Regions from separate parts of the Homo sapiens genome. Here region 1 is linked to region 2. Evidence: read pairs that join two places in POLR2A ChIA-PET (ENCODE). Cell type or tissue: HepG2. All regions are shown on one strand. Each heading gives the region's core, and the rest is flanking DNA. Links, peaks and the distances in the headings are about the cores only.

Region 1 (2,805 bases), core at 102-2,601, 55 kb before region 2:
TGACAGAAAATTGTCTGTTGCTTTTGGAAAACGTAGGGTTTTCCTGTGTGGTGAAAATCCTCTTGGTGAAAGGTGATGAGCCTATGAAGTTACCCTCCTTTCTGCCATGGCCCCAATAAGCTTTGCAAGCTTCTTAAAATGCTTCTACTGAGCGTCTGACTTTTTAAAAACTTCCCAAATACACTGACCCAGATTCTTCTGAGGAACTAAACCCTTCCCGGGGAAGCATGTTAACCCTTTCCAGGTTCCCCCCAAATCTTTCAGAACCAGTGCCTGCTCTGCTAGGCTCTGCCAGGCTCTGCCATGACATTGACTGCTGTCTGCTGGTCGGCCCTCATTAACTACTGGGTTATGCCACTCCCTGCCCATTCTAAGAGACTTTTTCATCTGATTCTGTTCCCCACTCTTATTTGGTGCCCTGAAGGTGCATGGGGAATGGAATATGGTCAAGTTAGGGTCTCACTGAAGGGGCTAAAGCAGCCTCGTGGGTCAAATAGTTAATCAGCAACTCGTTTATTGCCACTTTGGGAGTGCTTGGACTGGTGGAATGGGCAAGTAACTTTCACACACACGTTTTTAGATAGGGGGACAGAGGCTCAAGTAACAAAAAAAATTATGAATTTGTGTCTGGACCAAAAATAAATAAATAATAAATAAAAATAAATTCCAGGAACTCTCTGGCTTTCCACTCTAACCATTCAAGAAGAGTTTCTTGCAGATGGGCTCACAGATGACTTTTCAGTTTCCTTATGCTAGGCAGTGAAAATAGGACCAACGTTGTCCTCTCCCCACCCCTTCTCAAATGGGACAGTAAGCTCCTAAACTCAGGAAGAAGCATCTGCATCTGGAAGAATGCTCTTAGATAGATAGAAACAGCCTTTATTTTTCAGTCATCCTTTTCCCCCGACTCCCAAAGCAAAGAGAAAATGGAGCCCAGTTCATCAGTGGAGGTCACTTCTTTGATCCCCCTGTGACACCAGCATCGTTCTGAATCGTTCTCACCGTGTCATGCCCAATACATACAACCAGGGGCTCCCGCACTTGTCTCCACCCACAGCGTCCCCCCACCCCCGCCCCGGAAGGGCGACTTCTCTGTCTTACCGCATCACCTGTTTGCTTTCAAACCATAAAACAAATAACTGCATCTCTAGTGAAACTCCCCTTTGTCCCCTAGGTATCAGAGTGGTTTGTGGGTTTGGTTTAAAGCTACAGAAAGGAGAGAGCAAGAGAAGAAGAAAAAAGGTATTTTGCCTGAGGACTTGAAGCTTTTTTTTTTCCCTTTTCCTCCGCATGACTGACTTTCTCACACTCAGATTCCCTCCAGCCTGCCAGAGACGTGGTAGCTGCCCTGCCAAGAGCTATCCTGGGAGGGCTATTGAACGAGCTTTGAGTAAGTACACACACGGTGGATTTTCTCCTCCCCTCGGTACCTGCTCTGCACCTGTACAGGGAGCAGTCCCACACATATCACCTGATCACAGCCCTTTCAGGGACCGTGAGAAAAATAAAGCCCAGGATAGAAAAGACATGTTTGTCATCTCTCCAGGGCTGCAGCCAGCTTCCAGCAGTCCCAGTGCCCAGAAACAGCACATTCCAGGCCGGCTGTGCATGCATGTTTGCTGGGGCGCGTGCCAGGTGGGGGTGCTGGGAAGGGGGGGGCAACTAGAGGTCACCTTTGTAATGACCACCTTGCTGCCCCCGTTCTCTGGCATGTGCTGACTGGTAGCTTGAGAACCCTCTACTAGAATCAGTATCATAGTCTTTCTAGATAGCAGTCTGTATGTGCTGATCGCAGAATTCATAACCAGGATTTTTTTTTTTTTACCTATAAAGCCCCTGAAATGGAATTTCAACGTGTGTCTGTATGTGCATATTTAACAGGAGCTTAATAAATATTTTCCAAATGCATAAATGGATGCATCACGTTTTCTTTCTCCTGAGAAGAGGGTCCACAGCTTTCAGCAGAATCGCAAAGCTCTTTGCAATCAAAAAAGGTTAAGGAAAGCTGATCTGGAGTCTCTGCTTACTAGTGGGTACTCTAAGCCCCAGGGAGGGAAGGGACTTGCTCAGCTGCCCACAGCAGCATAAGGCTGGGGGTGTGTGGGGGGTGTAGGGTGGGCAGAAGCCAGCTGGGAGCTGTTTTCACCACACCAACTGCTGTGGTCCTTGGGTAATTTTCGGTTGGGTTTATAGAGTTGTGATCACCAAAGCCTGCATTTAAAATAGACACAATAAAGCTACTTTGAATTGCTACAACTTTTGACTCCTGAATTCTGAGGCACTTGAGCAGCTCTGCATCCAATTTTTGGATGTAGAAAGGGATAGGTGAGAAAGCAAAGTGTCTGCGGGGAAAAGAGGAGTCGGGAGTGCTTGGAGCAAGAGCCCTGGTTGTCATGCAGAGGCATTAGAAACAACTGCAACTGCATTCCATCTTTGATAAAAATGAGTTGCTACTTCTGAACAAAATGCCTGGTTGATTCCTGGCCAAGCTAGGACCTTGCACTGCAAACTGGAGGTGGGGGTGGAAAACAGAAGCTTTCAACATTGGCTAACGGCAGCCTGTAATACTCCCCCCACCCCCCAACACTCGCTTGGAGCCAGTGAAACCAAGGGAATGTGCACTTTTCTAATGGCTCTGAAAGAGGATGGTTGCCAAGAAAGCCTTTCCCAGTAGGGTGGGGGCGGGGCATCCTGGAATGGCTTAAATCACACGTTTGGCCCAGCCACAGCAGCGGCGGTGGGCAGGCTCTAAATGTGCTCCCAGCTAACCTCCTAACCTCTGAGCAGAGCTTCAGTGAGGCGAGC
Region 2 (2,805 bases), core at 118-2,617:
GCACCACTGCACTCCAGCCTGGGCAGCAGTGTGAGACCCTGCCTCAAATAAGAAGACTGAAGGCACATGAACTCTGAGGAGCAAGGCAATTAAGGAGAGTAGCTCGAAATATTTTGGAGGGCCTTGGAAGCAGCAATTTTTCCAGCAGAAAGTGTGAAGGAGAATGAAGTTACGGGGTGGGAGGGGTGGGGAGCAGCTGGAGAATGACTGGCACATGTTGTTACGGGAAAGTGTGTGTGAATAAAATACGGAAAAGCTAAAGGAAACTCTGTGTATTATGTGAAGTTTTATAAGTGCCTCACACTTGGTCTCCAAGAGTTCCACAAGTAATTCTTTATAAAACTTTGAAAAGTCAAGGAGACTTTATGTTCATAAGAGACTAATTAAAGGGTGGGAGGTAGAAGGGTGTGAAAGGAATTTTACTGTTTTTGTGTGAGATAACAGCCTTTCGACCTTCCTGCACCTGGCCCTCTGTGCTATTTTTCTAGAATTGCAGAGATGGAAACGTGAGTAGGTGGAGTCCGCTGCAGTGCCCTGGGCCAGCTGGCCTTCCACCTGGGAAAGCACCGAGCTGACCGAAGAGCAGAGACCCAGGCTGGGATCCTGGCTTTGCTCCTCATTCCGTGCAGGACTTGGGAGAACTGCACCCCCTCTTTAGAATGGCCTGAAAATGCTTATAGTAACGATTAATTACAATAAAATATAAAAAGAGAAAACTAGCCATAAACTTGAAATCCCTCAAACTGGCTGATATTTTCACAGATTCTCATTTTATCCCTAAAATTGACTGCTGAGAATTATTTCCCTTATTTTGCAAATTTAAAAAAAGTGAGGCTCAGAGAGTGAGTAAGTGAAAGTCAACGCACGGGGTAACCTTTGACAAGTTACTAACCAATTTTTGTGCTTGAGTGACTAGCAGAACTCTTGGAATCAGGGGTTCCTGACTGCCCTGGGCTATTAAATCTTTAGCACATGGCTCTCTAAGAGTATTTAGGTAGAAGAGGGATGGAAGGTTGTGGATGAGGGGAGAAGGAGTGGAGGAAAACAGGAGAAACTGAAGATAACTGGGGATGGAGTAACTTTGCAAGTTTCTCAAAAATGGCTTCCTCAACAATGAAGGAGGGGATGGAGGAATGACGAGTGGGCTGTGGGCAGGACCAGGCCAGGCTGACCTCAGTGCCCTCTGCCGGCTCAGCCCATACTCTGTCCTGTGGCTGGAGACCTGGTAACCACAGTGGCCAACAAAGCAAATAATGCTTTGTTGATTTTGCTAAAAGAAAGCAAGAGGAACACAGCTTACTCCCTGAACCCATGTGCTGAGGCAGTTGTTTTGCAGCCCCCAAGCTGATCTGCGATCCTCTGCTTCTAAGCTGTCTTGAATATCGAAGTAAAGGGAAATCCAGGCTTTTTAGGTGTGATGCCTTTTTCTTTTACACGCATAATTTATATACAGTGAAATGCTCCGATTGTAAAGATTCCATTTTGATCAAGGCATATTAGGGTCCAGAACATTTCTATCACCCCAGAAAGTCCTTCCTTCCCAGTCAATGCCCACCATCACCCAGCAACCGTGATCTGGTTTCTATCACTATTGGTTAGTTTCAGCTATTCCAGATTTCATATAAAGGCAAACAGGATGCACTTCTCATGTTTGCCTTCCTTCACACAGCTTGGTATTTTTGAGATTCATCTGAGTTGCTGCATGTCTCAGTAGATCATTCATTCCTGTTGCTAAGTAGTATCCCATTGTGCAAATATAGTGCAAATATATCTGTTCTCTTGTGATGGTCACCTAGGTTGTTTCCAGTTTGGAGCTACAAGTAAAGTTGCTACAAGCATTCTTGCAGGAGACGTTTTGTGGACTTGTGCTTCCATTTATCTTAGGTAAATGCCTATGACTCAGTAGGTTGCTAGGTCGTGGAGTAGATATAGTGGTGTGCTGGAGTGGACCGGGACAAGTGAGCAAGAGCCACTCGTGGTCATCTCTTCCCAATGCTGCCTTCAGTGTCGTCATGTGGGTAGCTTGAAATCGGCCATGGTAGAAGATTTATACCAGGGAAATCAGAAAATGCTACAAATCAGGCTTTGTAGCATTTGTTTTTCTTCTGGAGAGCCCATTAGTTTTTGATTGTATTTTATTTTTTAGTCAGGGTTTCCCTCTGTCACCTGGGCTAGAGTACAGTGGCACAATCACAGCTCATGGCAGCCTCAACTTCCCTGTGGAGAGGTCATTGTTAAAAATTTACCAGTATCCCACTGGGTCAGTATATATTCACCTTTTAAAGAAACTCTCAGTTTTCTAAAGTGGCTGTACCATTTAACATTCTTATTAGTGAGGTACGAGAGTTCCAGTTCTCTCCAACACCTGGCGTTGTCAGTTTTTAATTCTAGCCATTCTAGCAGGTATGTAGGGGTAGCTCATAATTTTAATTTGCATTCTCTGGTGACTGATGATGTTGAGTGCTTTCACACGTGCTTATTGTGGTTATTTGTGTATCTTCTTTTGTAAAGTGTCTTTTCAGTCTTTGGTCCTTAAAAAAACTAGATTGTCTTCTATTGTTGAGTGACAGAAGTTCTTTATATGTTCTATATGTATGTCCTTTGTCAGATATATGTTTTGTGAATATTTTCTCCTGGTTTGTGGTTTATCTGTTTGTTTTCTTGATGGTGTATGTTTTGCAAGCAGACATTTTACATTTTGATAACATAAAATTCTCAATTTTTAATTTATGGTTTATATTTTCTGTGTCCTTTCTAAGTTATCATATTGTGTCTCCTCTACCTGCAGTGGCCTTCCCCATTACC

Evidence for each region. ChIA-PET counts read pairs that join two places held together with the same protein. Peaks named below come from ENCODE experiments on the same cell type or tissue, not always from the same donor. Only the 100,000 strongest peaks of a DNase experiment are listed, where the experiment ranks them.
Region 1: POLR2A ChIA-PET joins it to region 2 with 18 read pairs; 21 of 35 experiments call an interaction of 5 or more read pairs at or near these places.

Annotation. Positions count from the first base shown.
Region 1 is chr3:194,129,719-194,132,523 of GRCh38, reverse strand. No RefSeq gene overlaps it. Among named protein-coding and RNA genes, the nearest start is that of HES1, 5.0 kb to the left of the region's middle. In HepG2, for the core only: no CTCF peak of the experiment used is centred there; DNase peaks (open chromatin) are centred at 1,043 and 2,583; H3K4me3 peaks cover 2,300 bases.
Region 2 is chr3:194,074,411-194,077,215 of GRCh38, reverse strand. The region is part of intron 1 of LOC102724877; the gene reads right to left. Among named protein-coding and RNA genes, the nearest start is that of LINC02028, 4.8 kb to the right of the region's middle. In HepG2, for the core only: a CTCF peak has its summit at 1,185 (motif pointing left); a DNase peak (open chromatin) is centred at 1,235; H3K4me3 peaks cover 239 bases.